Linked DNA regions of Mus musculus: regions 2, 3, 4 and 5 are each linked to region 1. A link is a loop called in an ENCODE intact Hi-C map of the cell type or tissue named here. Cell type or tissue: heart. All regions are shown on one strand. Region 1 holds the start of Cep126 (centrosomal protein 126). Region 2 overlaps Birc2 (baculoviral IAP repeat-containing 2). Region 3 has its middle 42 kb from the start of Birc3. Region 4 overlaps Yap1 (yes-associated protein 1). Region 5 holds the start of Cfap300 (cilia and flagella associated protein 300).

Region 1 (5,000 bases):
ATTAAATCTGTTAAATAGGATATAGAAACCTGCTTAATATTTTGAAGATAAAGAATTAGAAGTCAACAAACCTGTAACTTAAAAATAGATAGTAACCTTAAGTTAATTTTTTTCTTTTATTTTTAGTTAGCTTTGTAAAGCAAAACTTAAATGAAAAATAATTCTATGAACAAGCATTTGTAAATGATTAATAAATCATGCTTCTTTTTTTCTTTGTGGGTTTTTTTAGACAGGTTTCCAGGTATTAGACCAGTGTCAAATACACTATGTAGATGAAGATGATCTTGAATTTTACTGATCCTCCTGTCCCTATCTCCCAAGTGCTGGGATTACAAGGACACCATCTTGATATGAAACCATGGCTTTTAATAGTAATTAATATATCATGCAAAAATACAGTTATGTGGCTTGTGTTTTCCATTTACTAAATAATACAATCTAAGCAAAACTTTGAGGAAAGCTAAAATGCACATAACAACCACAACCTTCTCAGTTTTCTTTGCCTTTTGCAGTGCCCTACTTTGCTAAGGTTCAAACTACTCCTGGTGAGACCGAGTTCTAATGATAGCATTGGGAATAGAATCAAGGTCAATGCTTATGGCTAGGGCATTCAAAACGATGCCAACATAGCTAGTTGTCCAAGCATAATTTCCTTTCTTCATTAGGATTATGCTTTGTTTTGTCCTTGTGGCATGATATTGAATAAGATAAGCACTTTACATTTAAAATCAAAACTGGACTTGTAGCACAATAAAAAGTTCAGTCCCCTGAACACATTCCAACTTGAATTATTATATCTCCATTATTAAAATAGCCAGTTTTAAACAGTTTCAATTGGAAAGTTTATTATTTGAATTGCTTTAAGTTCACAAAGTTGAATGGTGGGTGAGTGATCTTTATTTGGTTTGTACATTCTGCTAGCAATTTGGAAATTTTTATACACAAAAATAAAATGTAAATCTAACATCCAGTCAAATTTTGTGATTTTACACTGGGCTCCAACAAAAAGGCCCAGTTTTGGTCCAGATTTTCATTTATATAGCCATTAACCTAGTGGCTCAAAACTGTTTAATTTTCTATACAGAAGCCATTTCAATACACAGATCTCTTTTGGCATACCTTCCCAGGAGATTATTAAGCTAAATCTGGACTTCTTTTCAGGCCATTTTTGCTGTGATGGTCCATTTGCAGATTCTGGCAGCCAATCAAGGACCATAACGATCTTTTGAAGTGGGACAGCAGAGAGAAAATGACCTAAGTATCAAGAAATGGATGAGAGCAAGTGAGGAAAGAAAATTTCCACTTTGCAAAGCTTTTTTATCTTTCTTTTTCTCCTCTTCTCCCTCCTCTTCCTCTTCCTCCTCCTCTTCCTTTCACCTCTACAAGGGAAAGTAGTTTTGAAAAGAGTGATAATGGGAAAGGTCTCACCATCTAAAAGTTCACCACAGGATTCCATACCTAACAAATTATGCCCCAAATAATCATTTCCAGGCTGTCTGTAATATTTGCCCGTATCTAGGAATTTTCCATTCACTGTCTTTCATCTGTTAATACTCTCAAGAAAACACTCAGAAAAGGGAAGAGCCGAATCAAGCTCTAAAGTACAGTTCAGCTATGCTCTCTCACAACTGCGAGTCATCTGCCCAACTCAACTTGCCCTAACTTGCCTCAGTTTACTTCATCTCAGTTTAACCTCAATTCACCTCAGTTTACTTTAGTTAAGTCAGTATAACTCAGCTTACCTCATTTTACCTTCGTAAATGGTAACTCGCTTTAACCTCAGCTTGCATCATCTTACCTCAGTGTACCTCCACTTGTGTCAATTTCTCTCTGCTTAATTAGGTGTAATCTCAGTTTGCTTAAGCTTGATTGAGTAATTCAGTTAAACCTCAGCTCACCTCAAGTTATCTCATCACACCGCGGTGTACCTCAGTTTACCTCAGCTTCCCTCTGCTTAATTAAGTTTAAGCGCAGCTTGCCTCAGTTTACCTCATCTCATCTCAGCATACCCGTTTAATTCCGCTTGCCTCCGTTTATTTCAACTTCTGTTTACCTCAGTTTACCTTGGCTTACTTTGTCTCACCTCGGTGTGCTTCAGTGTACTTAGCTTGCTTTCCTTAGCTTGCTTCCATTTAACTTGGTTTAACCTCGGCTCGCCGCAGTTTACCTCAGCTCGCCTCGGCCGCCCCTTTGAGCGAGCCGGCCCCTCATTGGCCGCTTCCCCCTCGCAGCCCCGCCCCGCGTTCCGCCTAGTTTCCGTCGCGAAGGACGCGGCGTCGGTTGGTTGTCAAGATGGCTGCGGCGGGGTCGCGGCCGCCACCTCCGCCGTCGCCCTGCGAGGTCGCCGCCCTCGCCGCTGCCGTCGCCACTGTCGCCGGGGCCGCTGCGAAGCCAGGATTGCCGCAGCCGAGCCTGCGACGCCCGTGACGCGAGACCTGGGAGACGCACTGCCCGGAGCGCCGAGGAGAGGACGAGGGAGGCCGAGCGGCCATGCGGACGGCGCTGAGGTGAAGGATGCTGGCGGGCAGGCCCGGAGCCCAGAGCGCAGGCGCAGGCGTGGGCGCCGGACCCCCAGACGCGCCGGGCGCCCGTGACGGCGGCGGTCGGCCGCGACCCGGCGCTTACCTGTATCCTTTCCACGCCCTCCCCCTGGAGCACGCAGGCAAGGGCATGGAAACTGGCAAGTCATTTTCAGTGCGGATATTTGCTTTAGCAGTTCTCACCCCACCCCACCCCACCCCACCCCGACCTGAAGTTACACTTTTGTCTCCTACTTTGTGACCTCTTCCCCCTCCTTCCCACCCCCGCACTTCGACTTGGCTGTCAGATTTTTGTGGATTTTTAAATGCATCGGTCCTGTATTGGACGGGCGAAGATTCGCCTTTTTGAATTACAGCGTTACACCCTTTACTTACAGAGACGTCTTAGTCCTGCTCCTTAGAAAGAGAAATTGCCCGAGGCTAAAATCGTGGGCTGTTCCGTTTTACTTGTTAGCCGCACACCCTTCCCAGAGCTGGAGAACCCTAGTTCGTTCTGATCATTTTGTATCCCATCTCTGTCCACTCTGTTGTCACACAGACGAAAGGAAAAGCAGGGGGCACGAATCTTGACAATCTGGATTATTTCTGATTTTCCATGAGAAATCGTTGAATTTCAATTTGATGTTACTATTGGTAACATAAACATTGTGGAAATGTCAATACGCTTTGTTTTTTAAGTACATAAAGCGGGTTTATTCTTCCAGAGAACATTATGATAATTAGAATTTACCCTTCATAGTCTCAGAAGACTGGCTGGTGGTGATGATGTTTGCTCATGTTTTTCTCAGGAAATGGAGTCCCTTCCACCACTACCAGCCTCCCTCCACTTCCTCAGCCCTAGGTCCCACCTTCTGCTAGGATATGCTCTTAACAGTTTTAACAGCAAATCATGAGTTTTCATCAAGGGTCTCCTCTTCGGCTGACCCTCCTCTGGGCTCTAAGAATGCAGGTACGTTAGGGCTCCGTTAATGCCCAAATACTCTCTCCTCAGGAACTTGTCTTCCATCCCTGGGTCATTCTGAGTTCTGAACAGTAGCCTAGGCAGTAGCAGCTGCTAGCTTTTGTCTTCTTGTCATTCCTCTTGCTGCTTCCACAAACTGTCTTCTTTTTTTTTTTTTTTTAAAGATTTATTTATTTATTATATGTAAGTACACTGTAGCTGTCTTCAGACACTCCAGAAGAGGGAGTCAGATCTTGTTACAGATGGTTGTGAGCCACCATGTGGTTGCTGGGATTTGAACTCCGGACCTTCAGAAGAGCAGTCGGGTGCTCTTACCCACTGAGCCATCTCACCAGCCCCACAAACTGTCTTCTTAAAGTGTACTCTGAAGTACTCTGCCTTATGAATTCAGCTCTTCACCTTTGACATTGTGTTTTTTTTTTTTTTGGGTGGGGGGGGTTGACGCTGGTGGCCCTGGCTGTCTCAGAACTCGATCTGTAGACCAGGCTGGCCTTGAACTCTACCTCCAGAGTGCTGGGATTAAAGGCTCCACTTGTCTGGCATTGTAACTTTTTATACACTGAACTCTTACTACATTATTCTAATTTGTCTCTAAATCAGGATGTAAGGAAATGGCTCGTGACAAAGCATCCCTCTCCCCTGTTATTTTCGTTAATGACATACCATTTTTTTAATTTATGTGATAAGAACATTAAGCAGAGCAAGTAGGAGTAAGGAGACAAAATTTAAAAGAATGGCTGTAGTCAAAGTTCTAAGAGACGGTGAAAGAGTTTTAAGTGGAGGCAGTAGGAAGATGTTTGACTAGATCTGACAAGGAGAATGCATTGTATGATAGCTACTTGGGTTGATAACCTAATTGGAGAAAGACTAAATGAGGAAGTGGATGCCCATAATATTCTTTATTTTGTAATATTAACTATATAAAAACTACATTCTTTGGAGTAGATGTTAGGGTAAATTGTTTTGATAATGCAAAAAAAAATTAAGCATCTATCTAAAAACTTCTATACCATTTTTTTAGATGATAGAAAGACAGAAACATTATAGTGTAGTAAGCAAGATCATACTGTTCTACTATATATGCCATATAGTATATATGCTAATATAGGAACTAGATTTTATATGTAGTAGGATTATCTGGATAAATTTGGAAATATATTGGTGTCAGGACATTATTACACTTGTAATTTTTCTGTATGTTCTTGGGATAAGATTTTAAACATATTGAAGAAAATAGTTCCCATCTGATGCAGTCTCCCCTGCCCTTGTCAACTGACACAAAGTAAGTTAAGCTTGTCCTTCCTACAATGTTTTCTTGAAAGGAGAAAGTTGTATTTACCTCTACTGATGGCTTGTGACTTTTAAAAGCTAATCATCTTCTTGAAGTCTGATCCTAATAAAGTTAAAACCCATATTTCCTTCCCTTTTATATCATGTTTATAAAACCTTCAGAAGGCACCTTTAAAAATATTACATGTGTGTCTTTGAGTTTGTATTGA
Region 2 (5,000 bases), 310 kb after region 1:
CACTGGGGTCATGTGTGAGAGGAAGGAGTACCTCAGTATGTGGTAACTGCCTGTATAAGGAACTGGACAGGGTGAAGTAGTAGACAGCTGCTCTTAGTCAGTGTTAATGTAGGCTGGAACCCAGAGCACTCTGTGCCACGCTGCACCATGCTATACATCTTGCTTTTGTTTTCCTTATAAAATCTCTTTGCCTATTGTACTGGCTAGTTTTGTGTCAACTTGACACAGCTGGAGTTATCACAGAGAAAGGAGCTTCAGTTGAGGAAATGCCTCCATGAGATCAAACTGTAAGGCATTTTCTCAATTAGTGATCAAGGGGGAAAGGCCCCTTGTGGGTGGGACAATCTCTGGGCTGGTAGTCTTGGGTTTTATAAGAGAGCAGGCTGAGCAAGCCAGGGGAGGCAAGCCAGTAAAGAACATCCCTCCATGGCCTCTGCATCAGCTCCTGCTTCCTGACCTGCTTGAGTTCCAGTCCTGCATCCTTTGGTGATCAACAGCAGTATGGAAATGTAAGCAGAATAAACCCTTTCCTCCCCAACTTGCTTCTTGGTCATGATGTTTGTGCAGGAATAGAAACCCTGACTAAGACACCTATCTTCATAATGATTGTTGCACATTGTTTCTTTATAGATTGCTGCTTTTAATTTATAAAATTATTTTTAAAGGAATATATGAGAGATTGTGCGTGTATGGTGTATATCTAGATGTGTTTCACAGTACACATGTAGAGATCAGAAGACAACTTCAGGAATCAGTCTTCTCTTGGGTTCTGGGGATCAAATTCTGGCTTGCCTGGGAAGTGCTTTTGTACTTCTTTCCCCATTCATAGGACAGCACAGAGAAAGTAGGAGAGCGAAGAGAACTTCTTTCTTTCTCTTAGAACCACTTGACTCTGTTCTTCTTTCTTCCCTTCTTCTCATATTTCCCCTCCTTTCTTTTTTCATTCATTTTTCATACAGGGTCTTATAATATGCCCCCGGCTGGCTTTGAACTTTGGATCCTCTGGCCTAAGGCTCTGAGCACCGTATTACAGGTATTACAGGCCACCTCACCTGGCCTTGTCCACTGGATTATGTCACCTCCTGCTAATCTGGAAATGTTGCTTTGATAATGACAAGAGTCACTGGAAACTGCTGGAGTGAATCCTTCTGGGCACATCCTCAGCTGGCCCTGAGCTTGGGATGCTCCTGCTCCTCTGCCACAGGGCAGGGCTGATGGAAGCACGCTGCCGCACACTGAGCTTTTGTCCTCTACACACCAGCTTTGGGGACTTCCCTGACGCCACTCTTTTAGGTGTTTTTCCAGTTTGTTAGGATGATTTTGAACCGTTTCTGCTGCTAGTTCCTTTTTCATATTCCTACGTGGTAGACTACTAAACGAGTGTACTTTATTATGCTCAGGTCAGATGCAGTCCAGGCTGGAATGTTCAATTACCTGTGTAAATCTTAGAGGTGCTTCCAGTTTGGGCTACAATAGCTGTCTCAGCAAATATGTCAAAGCACTAGGTTTCCTCTGATTTCATTCTTCAGATGTTTTTCTCTGACCTTCCCCATCTCAGTTCATAACACCCAGTTACAGAACCAACTGGGCTATCTCCTGAGAAATGCTCTGCCTTCACAGCATGTCCTGATACTGTCTCTTAGTCCATGCTACCCTGGTCTATCTTGTAGACCAGTTGTTCCTGATCCCAAATCCATCTGTGCAGCATCACCAGTTACCTTTGGAATAGCTCTCTGCTTAAGTTCCTCCTACAATATTCTGGCAAACTTAGGGTGATGTGGACACTCCTCACAAAGCTGTATATACCATGACTACTGTCCCTGCCGTCTGCCACCATCTTTATTTCTTGACTGTGTTAAGCTCTTGTGCTGGTGAAGGCTAGTCTTGCTGTTCTCTTTCACATGTTCCTGTTGCTTACTTTATCGTTTCAGTTTTAGGGTTTTATTTATTTTTAAATGTTACTTTCTGGATGAGGTGTTGAGGATTAACATATTTTTGACCACATTTGCTCTCTACACACTTTTGTGTGTTGATTGTATGAGTTTCCAGTGGATGGCAGTAAAGTATCTTGGAAAAGTACAGCTGTAATGTCACAGAAGCACAGTATGAGCTTGCACTGACCCTGTTAGCAGAGAATGCTTCCATCCGTGTCCCTATGGCCTCCCATTTCCTGCATTTGTCACCTCGTATTTTCATCTTTAAAACCTCCATTCAGAATAACAGTAGTTTTGCTTATTTGTGTTTTTATTACATCTTTATGCTGCCCATCCTTGTTTTCTCTGCCTCACTTATATACCTGTTTAGACGTTATTCATCATTCAAGTCTGATACATATCCATTGGTATAACTCCAACCCAGGTGCTTCATGTGTGCTAGGCCCCACACCCACACCTCATCTTTTTATAGGGGTGGGGAAGAGATGTATGCATGCTTGCTAGAGTGGAAGACAAGCCCTCCACCTAGGCCACACCCCCATTTTTAATTCAGTGTATTCTAAGCATTCTGCCAAGGTTGTACCCCCATCTTAACCTTCTTCCCTACTGTTTGCTGGTTTTTGAAGTGGTAGCTTATTTAGATCTTGCTTATGAGTGTCAGGGAAGCTTTGTCTTTGCTGTCACATGTCCAGTTCCTACTGAGCTTTATATTTGCCCTCCTTTCCTGCTGGAAGGTAATTTCTCATAGCTGTATTTTTGTGGTACATTGATTTTAAAAAATGAATGTATATTAAACTCTTTTGGGGAGATACTTTAAAATTTTTTCATGTGTGTGTGTTTGTGTGTGTGTGTGTGTGTGTGTGTCTGTGTGTGTATGTACATGAGAGAGAGACACACACACAGATATAAAGACATGGAGACACAATTATTTTAGGAGTCAGTCCTTTCCTGTGGGTTTCAGGAATTAAATTTGGGTGGACTTGTGCAGCAAACACTTAGCCATGAGCCATCTTGCCTACCTGATTTTTGAGGAAAAACTATAGTGTATGTGTGGGTGCACACGCTACAATGTGTGGATAGAGGTTAAGAGTGCACCCTTGGGCACTGGAGAGATGCTCAGCAGTTGTTTCTTTTTTCTTTTTTTGGTTTTTCAAGACAGGGTTTCTCTGTGTAGCCCTGGTTATCCTGGAACTCACTTTGTAGACCAGGCTGGCCTCGAACTCAGAAATCTGCCTGCCTCTGCCTCCCGAGTGCTGGGATTAAAGGCGTGCGCCACCACGCCCGGCTAGATGCTTAGCAGTTTTGAGTACTGGGTGCTCTTCCAGTGGGCCTAGGCTCAATGCCCAACACCTACAGCAGCTCACAGCTGCCTGTGGCTCCAGTTCTAGGGCAGCTGACACCTTCACACAGACAAATGCAACCAAAACCCAGTGCCATAAAAGCAAATAAACTATTTTCTTAAAAAAAGAGGGCAACTTTACGAATTAGTTCTCCCCCCCCTCCCCCACCCCCCATGGATTCTGTGAATTGAACTTAGGCTGTCAGGCTTGGCAGTAAGTACCTTTACCACTGAGCCATCCCAACAATACTGTTGGAGTTTTTTTGTTGTTGTTTTGTTTTTTAACAATCAGACTCCTAAGCAAATTGCCAAGAGATTTTTATTTTAAGTTTATATCTAGGATGTATATACTGTAGGTAGGTAGTAATTTTTAGATACATAGTACACTATCCAAAGTTCAAATTGTATTGAAGTTAATTTAATTGATGCACATGATATGTCTCCCTTACCAGGATATGAAAAATAAAGGTGCCACAGGCATTACTTTCCATAGTTTAAATTTGTGGAGTTTAATATTAGCAAATTTTTTTAGAGACAGTGGTGCATTTTGGCCCTGGAGAAAGTTCGGAAGATGTCGTCATGATGAGCACGCCTGTGGTTAAAGCAGCCTTGGAAATGGGCTTCAGTAGGAGCCTGGTGAGACAGACGGTTCAGCGGCAGATCCTGGCCACTGGTGAGAACTACAGGACCGTCAATGATATTGTCTCAGTACTTTTGAATGCTGAAGATGAGAGAAGAGAAGAGGAGAAGGAAAGACAGACTGAAGAGATGGCATCAGGTATCCACGTTGGTGGCCACAGGTTTTCAATTACGTGTTGCATGCAGCATCATTAACACCCTCTGCCCCTGGGCATTTCTAAACTATCTCTTTTTGCCAAGCTCAGGCTAACCTCAAATTCAGTCTGTAGCTAGTGCTGTACTAGAACTCCCCTGAGGTTCCTGCCCCCACCTCCAAAGTGCTGGGGTTATACATATATGCCACCATACACAGATTTACAATAAACTATTTTTGAGGTATATTTCATTTCTTTATACATAGCTAAAACTGAAAAAAAGCATGACTTAAGGGACTGGAGGTCATCTCAGTGGTTAAGAGCTTTGGCTGCTCTTGTAAAGGACCTGAGTTTGGTTCCTATTGCCTAAGTAGAGTCCAGTGTCTCACAACCACCTATTACTCTAGTTCCTGAGGATCTGACCCCCTCTGAAGACCCCACCAAGGGGGGAAAATATTAAAAAAGAGATAGGACTAGTTCACTACAGCCTTATTATATGACCGTATCACAAAACGTTTAAAATTCTAACTTCTGGATTGAAACAGACTTATGTTTCAATTCTGCCCTCTGAAGTGAGGTAATTTCTTATGAATAAGCTGGATTCATTTTTAAAAACTATAAATTTAGATTTAAAAAAGGATAAAGCAGGCTATGTGCTATGTGTGAGGTATTGTACAACATGGTTTATGTGCATTTTGTTTAACTCTTTGAGGAAGATGCTATTATTCATACTTCAGATCAGGAAACTGAGGTGTACATAGCAGGGGGACACATGGCTATTAAGTGGCTAGACTTGCCTGGGAGCCAGGCAGAGTCCATCGTGACATGAAGCTTACACTCTTGAGTGCTGTAGTTCTGTAGAATGCATGGAGTCTGAGAAGGAATATTGCTCTAGGCTGAAGATGTAGCTTGATTGATGGGTCTTTGGTTGGCATTCACAAACCTTGAGTTCCA
Region 3 (5,000 bases), 220 kb after region 1:
TTTGGATATTTTTCTACCATCATTTCTCAGAATGTAATCATCTTATTAATATGTCTTTAGCTTTTGTAGTGTTTGAATATTTGATCTTAAAAGCTTCTTTTTGAGCTGCTGACTTGAGTTTCTTAAAACTATTCAATAAGTTGTTGTTTGAGACTAGGACATATTTTCCAACAATTTCTGAAATAGACCCAAACTTACTGTTATCATTTTGTACTATGTATTGATGCAAAATAGCATTCTCAGGATTAACAACTACAAAATTAAAATATGGGTCAACTTAAGAGAAATGTTGATTGTGTTCTATAGGTAGAGTAGGAAATACTCAGCTTGGATTCAATTCTTCATGAAAAAATAAGCGAACACATTATAAGGATGCTTACTTGTTTCATCTTTAATTAGCAGCAAAAGTCTATGTACACCACAGCATTGCTGGAAGTAAATATCTTTATGATTTATTATGGCAAATGTTTGGTTTGCATACTTAGTCTATATACCATATGCCTGGGTTTGGTACAATCTCACAGTCATGTGGGGTCGGAGGCAGGAAAGTTCAAGAAGCCTCCGTCTAGCGTAGACAAGAGATAAGTGAGCTCTATGTGAGGGAGTGTTGCATTTCTCCTGATACAATCTATTTTAAGGTCAGTTAGGCTCAACTAAAATCAAGAGCCCAAGAGGCCCATTGCTAATATATGTTAATATAATGCTTTCATTCATAATCAAAAAGTTTCACCTGTGTATAAGAGTATACCACATGTATGCCAGGTGCCTGCGGGGGTCAAATCCCATGGAATTGCTGTTGGTATTCTGTCTGGACTCCACCCCTACAGTAACCTGGCAAGAGCCAGGTAGGCCTGGCCCACTATAAAAGGGGCTTCTTGTCCCCTCGTCTCTCTCTTACTCTTGCGTTTCTCTTGCCTCTTGCTCTCTTGGTCCCCCTCTGTCCCCATTCACTTCTCCCCTCTTTCCACGTGGTCATAGCTGGCCTCTACTTCTCTACTCCCTCTCTCTGCCTTTCTCTGCCTCTACTACTCTCCTAACTCCCCTCCCCATGCCCTAAATAAACTCTATACTGTACCATCGTGTACATGGTCGCTCAGGGCAGGGATGCCTCAGCATGGGCCCACTGAGACGTCCCCTTCCCCCATACCTTACCACACCCTCATAGAATGCCTACCCTCCAGCTGGTCAGGAGTTTGCACGTTGGTACTCCTTTTCCCTGAACTAGGAGTAATCCAGGGAAACGAACCTCTGCCAATCCCAGCTGTAGATCTGATAGCTGCCCAGCATAAGAGGGCAGTTCAGGTCGTGCCACTCTTGGTCGCTATGGGAATAGCCATAGGTTTTGGTACTGGAACTGCAGGGATAACGACTTCGATGACCCAATGTAATACATTCACTTCCCAGTTTGAAAACAATCTTAAAGAAATGACTGCAACTGTGCTCACTATCCAGAAACAGATGGATTCTTTAGCAGCCATGGTGCTTCAGAACCAATGGGGGCTAGAGGTCCTGATAGCTAAAGAAGATGGACTTTGCCTGTTCCTCCTTGAAGAATGCTGTTTCTATATCAACCAATCCGAGACAGTGAGAAAATCCAGGAGACAGAGATAAAGAACTTCAGGGAGGGCTGGAGAGATGGCTCAGAAGTTAAGAGCACTGACTGCTCTTCCAGAGGTCCTGAGTTCAATTCCCAGCAACCACATGGTGGCTCACAACCATCTGTAATGGGATCAGATGCCCTCTTGTGGTGTGTCTGAAAACAGCTACGGTGTACTCACATAAACTAAATAAATAAATCTCAAAAAAAAAAAAATCAAAAAACAAAAACAAAAAACTTAAGGCAACCTGAGACCTCCAGTTCTGGGATTTTAAAAAACCGTCTATGGGAGTGGATCCTTCCTTTTGTAATGCCTTTTCTAGTCATCCTCCTGGTGTTTTTATCCACTCCCTGCCTCATTAATCTTGTTTCTACATTCCTCCAACAACAAATACAAAAAAATTCTAATCAAACTATTAATCAGCTCTTATTACAGGATTACCAGCTGCTGCCTACAGAAGATACTCTGTCCACAGAGGAACCTGATGTGAATGTTTACCAAGTGGATCCCGATGGTGAAAGTCAGCTACACCCCAAAATTGACGACGCCCCTAGACATCAGGAAGCAGCTTAAGAGACGCGACGCCCTCATCCCCCCCCCTTTCTTTTCTTCTCTTTATCTTTTTTTTCTTTTTGGTTTTTCCTGCCCGGCCTTCTCTTTATAATAATAAAAAGGAGGTATGTTGTTCTAAGGACCTCCGAAACCCGTGACATCGCATAGGCGCAACCCACACACCTGTTGTCAAGGCAACAGCCACCATATTCCCAGAATTCACTTGCCTCACCTCCCACCTTTACCTGTGACTATTTCACCATCCATTTATAAAGAAATGTTCCCTTGATCTCTCTCCCCCCTCCTCTCTTTCTACTGCCACCTTGCCCTTCTTTCTCTCAATAAACCTCATGTGAATATTCTAGGGAAAAAAAAAAAAAAAAAAAACTTGCCCTGGAAGGTTAGAGTTTTACAGTCATCCTCTGCCATAAGTGAGAAGTCACTTCCAGCACCTAGGTCTGTCAGCTTGGCATCTATAGAGAGGAAACAGTCATGCTCAGATTTATGGGTGACTTTTTGCCATGCCTCCTGGCTACTGTGACTAGTTTCCTGGTTTCTCATAGCATTTCCCGTATGCCTGGGCAAGACTTCTGTGTCAATCCTTCCTGCGGGAGGCTCTGCTCTGCGGCCCTGTTCTGTATGGGCGGGGCATCCTGAAGTGCCGGGGGAAGGGGGGGTGGGGAATCCTGTGCACTACGCATGCGCAGGGCCTCAGCAGCCCAGTCGTCTGGCCAGCTCGGTAGAGCTCCTCCTGGCTATGGGAAGGGCATAGTAATGACCTGAGACTTCTGTAATTCCGCTTTTGTGTCCCTTGCGCATAGAATGAGGTTAATTTGATCCTTACCTTGTGCAGCTGTTTGATGACTGAAAAAATAATCTAGTTTGTCTTTATGCATAGCCCTGCCAGGTACTTATTAGTGCTAGTTTATTTTTTTCCACATACTTCCAGAATCAACAATTGGCTCAAAGGATCCACTTGTTTCCAAAATTGCGGATCGAACAGCCAGAAAACTACACAGGCTTACTGTCCAGTAAGGAGTCAGACAAGTACACCTAGAGGAAGCAACTGGCAGGACTGATGGGAGGGTGCGGGAACTCTGGCCGCGCCCCAACCTGTGCCTAATCCGTTCTCAAATTGACACAGAAGCCCTTCCATGAAGAATCAAGAAGACAATGAAGTTGGAAAAGGCCTGATTGTGAACAAAGACCTACCTAAATAATAGCATGTGGGCCATAGAGCTTTATCTTGTTTCATTTCATTAAGACAATTCACATTGTATCAGAGTCATGACAATCCCAATTCAAATGCTGGGAATGCAAACAGGAACCACCCACTTGCCTGAATCGCGCGCGCGCGCGCGCGCGCGCGCGTGTGTGTGTGTGTGTGTGTGTGTGTGTGTGTGTGTGTGTGTGTGTTTGGGTCTCCTTGCAAACAAGCATGGTAAATACCGTTTACTGTGGATTGTTATTCTGAAGCAGAAAGAGGTCTCTGAGGGTCTTAGAGGGTCTGATTTTAAGGAAGGTTTTTGAGATCTCCCTGCTTAGATGTCATATGGATATGCAAGGCCTGATCCAGCTACTAAGACTACTACCTACTTTATAAAACCACAAAAACATAGCCCGGAATCTGGCATTTTTAAAGTAATGTGATATCCTCCCCCCACCCCCACAGCCCCCACCCCGTACTAAATAAAACAGTCATTAGCATACTACCTAAGAGTCACATGACTTCCTCTGGCATCTCAAAAAGCAAATGGAAAAATTTGAGGTAAGACTATATAATTCTAAATTCTCAGATACTAATGAGATGGTCAGTTCTCCCCTATATTGAGGACTGAGTTTGGCTTTAATGGCTCCTCTATAACCTTAAGATGTTAAATCCAAAAGTAAACCTTAGTTCTTAGCATAAACAAAAATCTTTATACTTTCTTCCTTGAACTACCCCATTTGTAGACTTTTTTTCCCCCACTCTCTTCAGCTTGTCGTGTTCCTAGGCTCAGAAAGCTAGGAGGCCATGGGAAGTGTTATCAGACTTTGCAGTAGGAAGCTGCCACAGGCCTGGACTAGCAGGCTGGCTTGGATTAGAAGCCCTAAGCAAGCTAGCATAGTTAGGCCTCTCCTGGGCATTCTGTTAGATGATAGGTGAGTTGAGATGCTCTTACTTCAATGATGCACCATACACCCTCACATGCTGCTTTTGAAACAGCCGTTTTCAGGATTAGCTAATAATTAATACTTTTGTTCCCATTTAAATCCATTGGTCAGTGAGTGCAGATGTGTACATGGAACCTGAAGCTCAGATTTGGCAAGGCCAGCTGGCCAAAGAGCTCTGGGATCTGCCTCTGTCCCCACTCCCCAGCACTGAAGTTTCAGATACACACCATTAAACCTGACTGTTTACTCATGTGCTCATGCTATTATGATGTTTTCCTGGTTAAGCCATCTTCTTGGTTCTCTTTGTTGGGTTTTTAGCACCTTTTGTTGTAGAGTGAATGAGAAAAAATAATTTCTCTAATTTACACACAAGTGATACAATTTTTTAGCTCATTTACACTAACTGACTATGGAGCCGATGTCCCAGGCATTGAAATGAATTTTTTTCAAAGAGAGAGTGGGTGTGGTTTGTATATTCTTGGGCCAGGGAGTGGCACCATTTGGAGGTGTGGCCTTGTTGGAATAGGTGTGACCTGGTTGGAGTAGGTGTGTCACTGTGGGTGTGGGCATAAGATCCTCACCCTAGGTGCCTGGAAGTCAGTCTTCCACTAGCAGTCTTTGGATGAAGATGTAGAACTCTCAGCTCTGCCTGAGCCATGCCTACCTGGTTACTGCCAAGCTCCCACCTTGATGGTA
Region 4 (5,000 bases), 130 kb after region 1:
GTCTCTATTGTTAATTTTCATTTTGCTATTCCTGATAGGCCAGTACTGATGCAGGTACTGCGGGAGCTCTGACTCCACAGCATGTTCGAGCTCACTCCTCTCCAGCCTCCCTGCAGCTGGGTGCCGTTTCTCCTGGGACACTCACAGCCAGTGGCGTTGTCTCTGGCCCTGCCGCTGCCCCTGCAGCTCAGCATCTCCGGCAGTCCTCCTTTGAGATCCCTGATGATGTACCACTGCCAGCAGGCTGGGAGATGGCCAAGACATCTTCTGGTCAAAGATACTTCTTAAAGTAAGTGAAGACAGCGCTGGGAAGAGGCAGTGTGGGAGTGGCTTTATTCATTTATTGTCTTTTTCAAAACAGTATTCAATTATTTATTACTTTGCTGTTGCTAAACATGGAACTCAGCCTTATAAATGGTAAACCAGCATACTTTATCATTGAGCTGCACCCCAGCTCACTCGCTCTGTGTGTGTCTCTCTCTATACACACACACACACACATACACACACACACATATGCACACTCTGTCTCTCTCACTCTCTCTCTTTAGGGTTGGTCATATCTTGAAAGCCTGATTTATTCTTAGTTCAGAGCCTTTTTGCAGACTTTTGTGGCAAAATGAGATAATTTCATTTTGAATTTGTACCAGATTTGCTAATTAGCCTGGCACAAAACAAAACAAAACAAACCACCAAACCTGGCATAGACATGTGTTCTATTATCTCTTTTGTGTGCCCCCCATGTTTGTGTCCATCTGTTTCTGTGTGTGTGTGTGTGTGTGTGTGTGTGTGGTGGTGGTGGTGGGGGGGGGGCTTTAAACCAGGACCTTGTGCATTCTTTCAGCATAAATGATTGGTAGAGAAGGGAATATAGGGACTTAGGGAAGAGATGACGTTACAGTCCTTAAATTGTGAAACAACAAATACTTTAGCAATATTTTTGATGTCATTTAACAGATTTTCCCCTCAAAATGTGAAGAAAACATTAGTTGTCAGGTTTGGCCTCCAATCATGAGGTGACACACTTTGCCTTCAAAAGCAGTGTCTGCTCTGGGAAAATGTAAGCAAAACTTCCTCGTTACTAAGGCCCACTCCCACTCCACAACAAAATGCAAAATTACATTCATCTGAAAAGGACAAAATTAAATTTTATCCCCTCTACTTTTGACATTGGAAGTAAAACTAATTTTCTAGAGCTTATTTAAATTAAGAGTGTACAAAGTATCCCTGACTGGTTGTTACAGACTGAAGATTATTGTATTGTTATTAGAATTGGTTAACTGGGTTGAGATAATGCAGTGACGAACAGCGCTCATTTGATTCAGATTTGTCTGACTATCCATGGGAAATGTAGCGGTTATTGGATCGGACCCCAGTGACAACCTTGTTTCGTGTGTGACACCCCTCCCTCCAGCCTCTCCCACCCCTGACTGGATCTCTATTTTCAGTTGATTATCTTGAGTGAGTTGCTGATACTTTGTGTTTAATTTTGGTTTTCCAGGCAGGGTTTCTCTGGAACTTGCTCTGTAGACCAGGTTAGTCTCAAACTCAGATTGTCCTGCCTCTGCCTCCCAAGTGCTGAGCTTAAAGGCTTGTACAAGATGCCCCACTTTGCTTATTACTACTTTATAATGTAAGGATACAGACTCAGGATAGATATCAGGGGGACTGGAAGAGATTTGATCTTGATTTTGGAAAGGGACCCCACCTCCACCCTTGTTTGTTTGTTTGTTTGTTTGTTTGTTTTGTTGTTGTTGCTATTTTGCACCCTGTAACTTTGTCTTTTTTAAAAACCTTTCCTGATGTGCTGGTACCCATGTCAAAGGATCAGGTTTCAAGGAGAACAATAAAGGGCCAGAGACTGGGAAGTACACACGAGCCTGGTAAACTCATCCACAGGGACCCACAGGAGCCAGACCGGTCCTGCTTTAAACAGCCTCCGAAGTAAATGACTTGGAAGAGAGGCTGGCTGTGAGAGATAGTCCTGAAGGGGAAGGGAGGGGAAACAAACCAGGTTGTTAGGGAGAAAAAGAAAGGCTTGCTGAACTCCTCCCTGCTGGGTCCCATGCTGACCTGGGGAGGTTTTAAACAGCTTAATAGCCTGCAGGCCTTCAGTTGTGGCTGCGGCTGTGAGCGTTTAGCTAAAGAGCGTTTATGCTGGTTTTACTCGTTTGTGTTTTCTTAAAATTGCTTGTTTGTTGACATCTGCATTTTTTTAAAAGATTTATTATTTATTATATGTAAGTACACTGTAGCTGTCTTCCGACACACCAGAAGAGGGCATCAGATCTCATTACAGGTGGTTGTGAGCCACCATGTGGTTGCTGGGATTTGAACTCAGGACCAGCAGTCAGTGCTCTTACCCATTGAGCCATCTCGCCAGCCCTACATTTTCATTATTTGAGTGAGCGGTCATTTTTTTGGAGCTGTAGTAAGCCTCATTGTAGATTCTTGCTTTTAAGAACTTTGGATGATTCTTTCCACAAAAAGTAATTGCTTTGTAGATGGATTTGTGTAGTTACTGCATACTGGCTCCATCTCCCCACTCTGCAACCCTCACTCTTTTTCAAGGCTGCTGGAAAGAAGGTAAAGTAGGTTAAACTCTGACTTCTATAGAAGAAGCAAACACAGCAGGAAGTGAGGAAACACTGTTTCTGAGGTTGCCAGTGGAAGTCTGTGATAAATGAATGGGCCTTTGGTTCTGCAGAGCCTTTTCACACTGTGCTCTGAAGTAGAAGGCTTTGGCCTGAGGGGTGACCTGACAGCAGGTGAACTGAGTCACTGGATCTGATAAAGATCACGTGGAGACCTCTGAGAATTAGATGTCTAGTGTAGTCTTGGTAGTTGCTTTGTCAACAGTATGCGGTTTGGAAAATCGATGTGAAGCAGAACTTTTTCTCTTTCAGCTGCTTTCACTGGTGTTAAGTGTAGTTGCCATAAGGAGCTGTTAGGCACCGAATGGATGCATGTTAACATCTTCCTGACTGAGTAGGAGACAACAGCTTTTGGTGCCAAGTAGCTATCTTCGTTTTTAGAATACTTTACTTTTGTTTGAGGTTCTTATAAAGTCCCATGTGATGGAAGGAAGGGACTGCTGTGATGTGTCCATATTCACACGCATGTGCACCCAGAGATGCATAAGCAGTAGCTGTAATAACATTTCAGAAGGAGACTCCTGCCCAGCTGTGGGATGAAGAGCTGGACTACCTTCTGAACTTGAGCTCATTCCAGCCATGAAAACTAAGTGACCCTTCCCTTTATCTTTTCAGGTACTTATTGGAACTAACTTTTAAGTTACAAAGTATGGCCTTTCTTGAGATTTGTACTTGGCAGGAAGAATTCTAACCCCAAATGGTCCAAGCTGGCAAGATGATGTCATTTGAGAGATCTGGGAGAATTGTTGACTAGGGAACAGCTAATTGTTGCCTTGTGACTATAGATGAATGAGTTTGGAAGTCACTTGGCCCATCCTCCAGTTTCACGGCCATCTGTCTAATTGCTGTGATTGGTGTTAAAACCCACCCTAGGTCAGTGAGATCTAAAGACTTGGACTTTATATTGGAAATGATAGGGGTGGATCTATCATTCAGGCACCTTCATTCTGGACAGGAACCTAGACTCTGGACATGATGCTGTGCCTGAAAAGGCTCAGTCTTTGTAGATATTACATCTTGGCCACTGAACTTAATGACTTACTGTTTGAAACTAATTTCATCTTAAGTTTTGATTTTAAAAGAATCAATTCCCTTTATAGCTCAGCACTTCTGCAGGTTTTCCTGTAGGAAATAGTTCTTCAAGTAGTTGGTCAACAACTTCCTATTTCTTTTATAAGCTGCTGAATAACTTCCTGAATTAGCATTCTATAATATCTTTGGTTACAAGGGGTGCTTCTACTTTTCAGTCTATTTTATTGAATCTGGTACCTTGTAACCATTGCCAGTATAAAGAACATATTGTAAACTGTGTACCACGGAGGCGTCGGAATTTGATGTGCCAGATGTGATCCAGTAATTTAATACATTTGTACATATACAATGTTTTAATAATGTTCTAATAGGTTTTTTTGTTTTGTTTTTTTTGTTGTTGTTGTTTTTTTTGTTTTTTTGGTTTTTTTGTTTTGTTTTGTTTTGGTTTGGTTTTTTTTTTGAGACAGGGTTTTTCTCTATAGCCCTGGCTGTCCTGGAACTTAACTTTGTAGATCAGGCTGGCCTCGAACTCAGAAATCCACCTGCCTCTGCCTCCCGAGTGCTGGGATTAAAGGCGTGTGCCACCATGCCCGGCTCTAATAGTTTTAAAAAGATGTGTGTGTGTGTGTGTGTGTGTGTGTGTGAGAGATTTTCTGAATAGAACCAGTTCTAGTGTTTATAGTCTTTGAGATTCAAAGTTCTTAGGGCTGTGTTTTGTTGAAAGTTGTACAGTATTGTAGAGGATGGGAATATATAGTTCTGCTACAGCAAGCATAAGGCCCGAGATTGCTCAAGCTTTCCAGGCCACCTAGGGCAGAATGTGGTGGGAGGTGCAGATAAAGGCAGTGAGATGGTTTGGCGGATAAAATCCATGTTCAGCAAACTAATGATCTGACTTCAATTTCTAGATCCAAGGTAGGAGGAGAAACATCTCCCCAGAGTTGACTGATCTCCACAGGGCCACATTTTTAGTGTCTCTCACTGTCTCTCATCTCTCACCAATACAGAGTAATGGTCAATTTTGGAAAAAAAAGCTAGGAACCAGCTACCGTAGCGTACCCAGTAGAAACAGGGAAACAGGTGGATGTCTGAGTTTGGGGCCAGGCTGCATGAAGAGACCCTGTCTTAAAAAAAAAAAAATTCACTCTGCTCAAAAAAAAATAGGTAAGATAGAAAGGATAAATTAAATGGATTAAGGTTTTGAATGGCTTTTTTAAAAGTATGTACAAGTTATTAACTAGAGTATCTCATTCCATCATTTCAAAGGGTTATTTTCTCAGATTTTTTGCGAGTTGCTCAGCATTTAGCTTAGCT
Region 5 (5,000 bases), 91 kb after region 1:
CATGTGCAGAGAGAGAGGAGGGGGGGGGACAGAGAGAGAGAGAGAGAGAGAGAGAGAGAGAGAACAAACTAGAGTGGCCTGCATACTAACAGGCCTAACTTGTGAAGTTTCAGAGGGAAGTTTAAAGACTCTATCAGGTCCTTTATTATTATTATTATTATTATTATTATTATTATTATTATTACCCTGTGGTTCTGGATAGCTGGGACTGAAAGAATCAGCTATGGTTAACAAGATACCAAAACCACTTTTGCTTTGCTGGGATACTGGATGCTGGTCAGCTAGAACTAAAAATTAGCACCAATTAAGACGAGACCAATGGTGCTAAGGTGAAATCTGTAGTGTTTCCTGACAGTCAGCACACAGTAATTATGTACCAGAGGCAAACAAGGTTGTCCCTCATGCTGGCAGCTGACAAGAGTGATCCAGGTAGCATGTATTTTGAAGGGATGAAGCAGTCATGGAGATCAGCTGAGGCTTGGCAGTATGAGAGACCAAGAGAGGCCATTGGTGAAGGTGCAATCTCAGTCGTTGAAGACCCTGGATTGAAGGAGTCATGCAAAGAATCTGAGCCTTGGCACCAAGAAGAGAGCCTATGAGAGGCTATAGGTGAAAGTGCAGCCCGGTTGCAGCAGACTCCAGAATTTGGAAAAACTGGTTCAATGGGATGATGACCAAAAGTAGCAGCAACAGTGGAATAAAGTCAGAAGAAAAGCTGTGTGTGATGGAGATGGTGGAAAAATGACCCAAGTCCCTTGGAGAAACCCAGAAGATTGCAGTGAATCCCAGACATTGCATACTGAGATATTTACACCTTTGGACTATGGTTTTGCTTTGATTTCATTCTGACTGTTCCCTGATTCTTCCCTCTTGAAGTAAGAAAGTATTTATTTTTGATTTTACAGGAGCCCATAGTTGAGTTAGAATTTTTAAGGACTTTGAATTTTAAAAGACAATGGCTACTTTAAAGATAATTAATTTTAATGTGTTTACATTTGTAAGGATTGTTGAATTTAAAATTATATATCTATTTGGTTGGTTTTGTTGTTTGTTTGTTTGTTTGTTTGTTTTTCAAGACAGGGTTTCTCTGTGTAGCCCTGGCTGTCCTGGAACTCACTTTGTAGACCAGGCTGTCCTTGAACTCAGAAATCCGCCTGCCTCTGCCTCCCAAGTGCTGGGATTAAAGGCGTGTGCCACCATGCCCGGCTTAAATTTTTTTATGTTTTTAATGTGATGTTTTTTGAGGGTGAATGAGAAAGAAAAGGGTGTGACTTAATAGTAGTGTGCTTGCATGTCAAGCTGACAAGGAGTCGATTGTGACAAGGAGTCAGTTGTGACAAGGAGTCGGTTGTGACAAGGAGTCAGTTGTGACAAGGAGTCGATTGTGACAAGGAGTCAATTGTGACAAGGAGTCGATTGTGACAAGGAGTCAGTTGTGACAAGGAGTCAGTTGTGACAAGGAGTCGATTGTGACAAGGAGTCAGTTGTGACAAGGAGTCGATTGTGACAAGGAGTCGGTTGTGACAAGGAGTCGGTTGTGACAAGGAGCTGGATAGTTTTATGTCAACTTAGCACAAGCTAAAATCATCTGAGATGAGGAAATCTCAGTTAAGAAAATGCCACCATAAGATCTGATAACAGGGAAGTTTCTTATTTAGTGATTGATGGGGGAGGACCCAGTCCACTGTGGGTGGCGCCATCTGGGCTGATGGTCCTGAGCATTATAAGAAAGCAGGATGAGTAAGCCAGTAAGCAGCCCCTTCCATAGCCATCGATTCCATCAGCCTACCCTGTGTGAGTTCCTTTCCTGACTTCTTTGACAATGAGCAATGATATGAAAATGTAAGTCAAATAAGCCCTTTCCTACCCAACATACCTTTTGGCTATAGTGCTTCATTGAGGCAATAGAAATCCTAAGAATCTTACAATAAAATTTTGTTTCCTTTACAAAAACACTTATGAGAGGCTTAGAGACATGGCTCAGCGGTTAAGAGCTCTCTCTGTTCTTGCAGTGGACAGGGGTTCTCAGTATCCACAGGACAGCTCACAACTGTCCTTAGGGATCTGATGCTCTCCTCTGGCCTCTGAGAGCACCAGGCTCCCTTGTGGTACATAGACATGCATACAGGTTAACACTCATATACACAAAAAATAAACAAAGAATTCATAAACTTATGAATGGGAGGACTGGGAAAAAAAACCTATATAAGAATGTTCACCACTGCATTCCTAATAGCTTCAAATTGTAATAACCCAAAAGGATAAACTGTGGAATAATATTCGTGGCACACAAAGTAACAGTGATAACAAGCCTCTCTCCCTCTGTCCCCCTCTTCCGAAGCTTCCCCCTTCTCCCCCTGTCCCTGCTCCCTTTTATTTGACCTTTTGGTTCTTAAGGTTCAAGCAGAAGGAAATGAAGTTAGTAGAGGTAAAAAAATTCGTCCACCTAAATCCTAAAACAGCTCCTAAACAAAAACAAGTTGGCTCCTGAATGAGATTTTCAGCAGGTAAGCATACATCCCACACTGATTAGCAGCGTGTTGTGGTGTAGTGCTCGCAGGAACCTGCCTGAGATGTAAACTTCAAAAGGAAAAGAGCCACAGACGAGATTATGTTCCTAAGCAGTCCCTTTGTCTTTCAAACGAAACCAACTTAATTAGACTTTTGCTTAGTGCAAAAGGAAATTGTCAGTTTGAAACTGTAGGTTTTGATATTAGGTCACTGGCCAGTGTCTAGAACTAAGAGTTCCTGTCAACACAAAGACTGGCAACCTCCTTCCATTTCCTAACAGCCAGGCTAAGAGTCCTCAGTGTAAAGGCAGGGACCCAAAATGCCATGGCGCATGCGTACTGAGCCAAGGGGCCCACTTCTCTCCCAGGCCCCGCCCTCTGAGCGGCGCCCCTCCCCCTGAACGTGGTGGCAGGTCCTACCGCTGTGTCACTATGGAAACGACTACTGCTTTCTTACCCTGGTCATAAGCAGGATGGCGGCTGGGGAGCCACGGGATGGAGGCGGCTACTACTTCAGATTCCTGCCTCATAGAACCTTCTCGTCGCTGAGCGCCCGGGAGATCACCAGCCGCCTCCGCCAGTGGTGAGGGCCGAGGGGCGGAAGTGGCCATGCGGCGGGCTCAGGTCGGTGGGCTGGGGCCGTGGCACCGCGCTCGTGTCCTGGGGTTCTCTCCCTGTTCGTGTTCGTGTCCGTGCTCCGGGACTCGGCTCTGCGCTCCCTCAACTCCGGCCAGGGCCCGCTGACTCTTCCCCCTCTGCTAGGTCCATGCTGGGCAGAATCCAGGCGCAGGCGTTCAGCTTCGACCAGACGTTCCAGCCCTACCAAAAGGATGATTTTGTCATGGTTGGTATTGGGGAAAGGGGGAGGGGGGGGCGCTCTTTTGGATGTTCTTGGGAACACTCCATGACATGTTCTTAGACTTTGGGAGTAATAAAAAGTGCAGGTTGGGTTTTCTTTTGTTTTGTTTCTTAGGGGGCTTTTTGACAGAGCGACTCATTCTGTAGACCAGACTAGCCTGGCATTCACTGGGATCCTCTTGCCCCTGCCACCCAAGTGCCACCATAACCACCTTGCCAATGTCTTTTACCTACCTTCGGAATTCTGCCTTAGATAACTTTACAAGTCTGTAGTTATTTTAGACAGTGTCACTGTGTAATTCACGATGGCCTCAACTCGTATCAGTCAGTCATCCTGCTTCCGAATCCCAGTTCAGAAATACAGGCATGTGTTACCGATGTTGACTGAAAATTCAATGGGACTTTTTTTTTTTTAACAATCACATCTTGTTTTTAAATACTACTACGTGGACTTTATTAGTCTTAACTCCAAATACTTTTGGTTTCTGAAAATCAAATTCACCCTGAGAAGTGGGCATCAAGCTGTAACAGTAGTACCCAAACAGGATTTCCTCCCAAAGGTTTTGAGCAATGGCCTGTTTGAAAAAAACCTTTAGCTAGAAGGGAATTCTTTAAAGAAGGCAAAGTTCATTCAAAGGTGTGAGATTTTTATGTGCATCTTAAAACCGAGCCCCATTTTGAAATGTTGCCTCCTACCCAACAGTAGGTAAAGTGTTCAGTTTTGTGAAGTGACCGTCATTCCTTGCCATTCCTCTGAGCATTGACTTTATAGCTGACATGTAATCTATTCACTCTGTCACTTTCTAAAGGCCCACTGTGTGCTAGGAATATAGCTTCCTCAATAGCCAGAGATAGAGACCTTGGAAGAATGTCTTGGGCCCTCTCCAAAATGCCAGCAAATAACATTAGTCTTCTTACCCACTGCCATGAGTAAGGAGAGCAGGAAAACAATCCATCGATTGTCCCTGCCTCTGGATAGGAGTGGTTCACTTCCATGGACCCTGGACAGGTGAAGCCTGGCCAGCTTCCCTTAGTCCCTTGTCATGACCCTGTCTCTTCTAAAGACACCTATCAAACTGAATCAGAGGTCTGACCTACAAGAGAATAACATTAACATCTACAATGACCATCTTTCTGAGCACACTTTGATGCTGAAGAAAGGACATGAATTCTGAGCTACGTTTTCTAATCTGTTTGCCATAACAGAGGGCAAATTGGTCTCATAGTCCATTTCCTGTTACCTGTGGTAGGGTTTTAATGCCATATTATTACTAATGGCATGTCTTAGGCATGGTTAGATTTTGATAATCTACCAGTACTGACCCTCCACTGATTTTTAAGATCAAAATTTTGAAATGCTACATTATTTTCTTTTTCTTTTTATTTTTGAGACACAGTTTCACTGTGTGGCCCTGGTGGCCTCAAACTCACAGAGATCTGCCTGTCCAAGTGCCGGGACTAAAGGTGTCTGCCACCACAACCAGTTTTTTTCTTTGATACTTTTTGTTGTTTCCATATATAACATTTAATATACCTGTTTATTCAGTAAATGCTTGTTAAATGCTTTCTATATCCCACTTGGAAGTTGTTAAAATGAGCTCTCATCCTAGTTTATGAGGCACACACAGTTTC

What was found. Hi-C counts contacts between places; a loop is a spot of excess contacts. Peaks named below come from ENCODE experiments on the same cell type or tissue, not always from the same donor. Only the 100,000 strongest peaks of a DNase experiment are listed, where the experiment ranks them.
Region 2: a loop joins it to region 1, with 2.4 times the contacts of the local background. A loop is called at or near these places in 3 of 42 quality-filtered maps.
Region 3: a loop joins it to region 1, with 4 times the contacts of the local background. A loop is called at or near these places in 3 of 42 quality-filtered maps.
Region 4: a loop joins it to region 1, with 2.5 times the contacts of the local background. A loop is called at or near these places in 4 of 42 quality-filtered maps.
Region 5: a loop joins it to region 1, with 11 times the contacts of the local background. A loop is called at or near these places in 7 of 42 quality-filtered maps.

Annotation. Positions count from the first base shown.
Region 1 is chr9:8,131,725-8,136,724 of GRCm38, reverse strand. It overlaps Cep126 (centrosomal protein 126), which reads left to right and starts at 2,279. Exons shown (of 11, transcript NM_001045524.2): 1 at 2,279-2,627. The coding sequence starts at 2,515. In heart, no CTCF peak of the experiment used is centred here; a DNase peak (open chromatin) is centred at 2,264; H3K4me3 peaks cover 1,669 bases; H3K27ac peaks cover 919 bases.
Region 2 is chr9:7,820,025-7,825,024 of GRCm38, reverse strand. Birc2 (baculoviral IAP repeat-containing 2) reads left to right here. Exons shown (of 8, transcript NM_007465.3): 5 at 3,806-4,051. Among named protein-coding and RNA genes, the nearest start is that of Birc2, 15 kb to the left of the region's middle. In heart, a CTCF peak has its summit at 2,040 (motif pointing right); no DNase peak of the experiment used is centred here.
Region 3 is chr9:7,912,493-7,917,492 of GRCm38, reverse strand. No RefSeq gene overlaps it. Among named protein-coding and RNA genes, the nearest start is that of Birc3, 42 kb to the right of the region's middle. In heart, a CTCF peak has its summit at 2,927; a DNase peak (open chromatin) is centred at 2,772; H3K4me3 peaks cover 1,069 bases; H3K27ac peaks cover 1,092 bases.
Region 4 is chr9:7,996,746-8,001,745 of GRCm38, reverse strand. Yap1 (yes-associated protein 1) reads left to right here. Exons shown (of 9, transcript NM_001171147.1): 2 at 39-289. Among named protein-coding and RNA genes, the nearest start is that of Yap1, 5.4 kb to the left of the region's middle. In heart, a CTCF peak has its summit at 2,290 (motif pointing right); a DNase peak (open chromatin) is centred at 165; H3K4me3 peaks cover 287 bases.
Region 5 is chr9:8,040,763-8,045,762 of GRCm38, reverse strand. It overlaps Cfap300 (cilia and flagella associated protein 300), which reads left to right and starts at 2,888. Exons shown (of 7, transcript NM_199017.3): 1 at 2,888-3,093; 2 at 3,273-3,354. The coding sequence starts at 2,984. In heart, no CTCF peak of the experiment used is centred here; a DNase peak (open chromatin) is centred at 2,892; H3K4me3 peaks cover 1,560 bases; H3K27ac peaks cover 1,253 bases.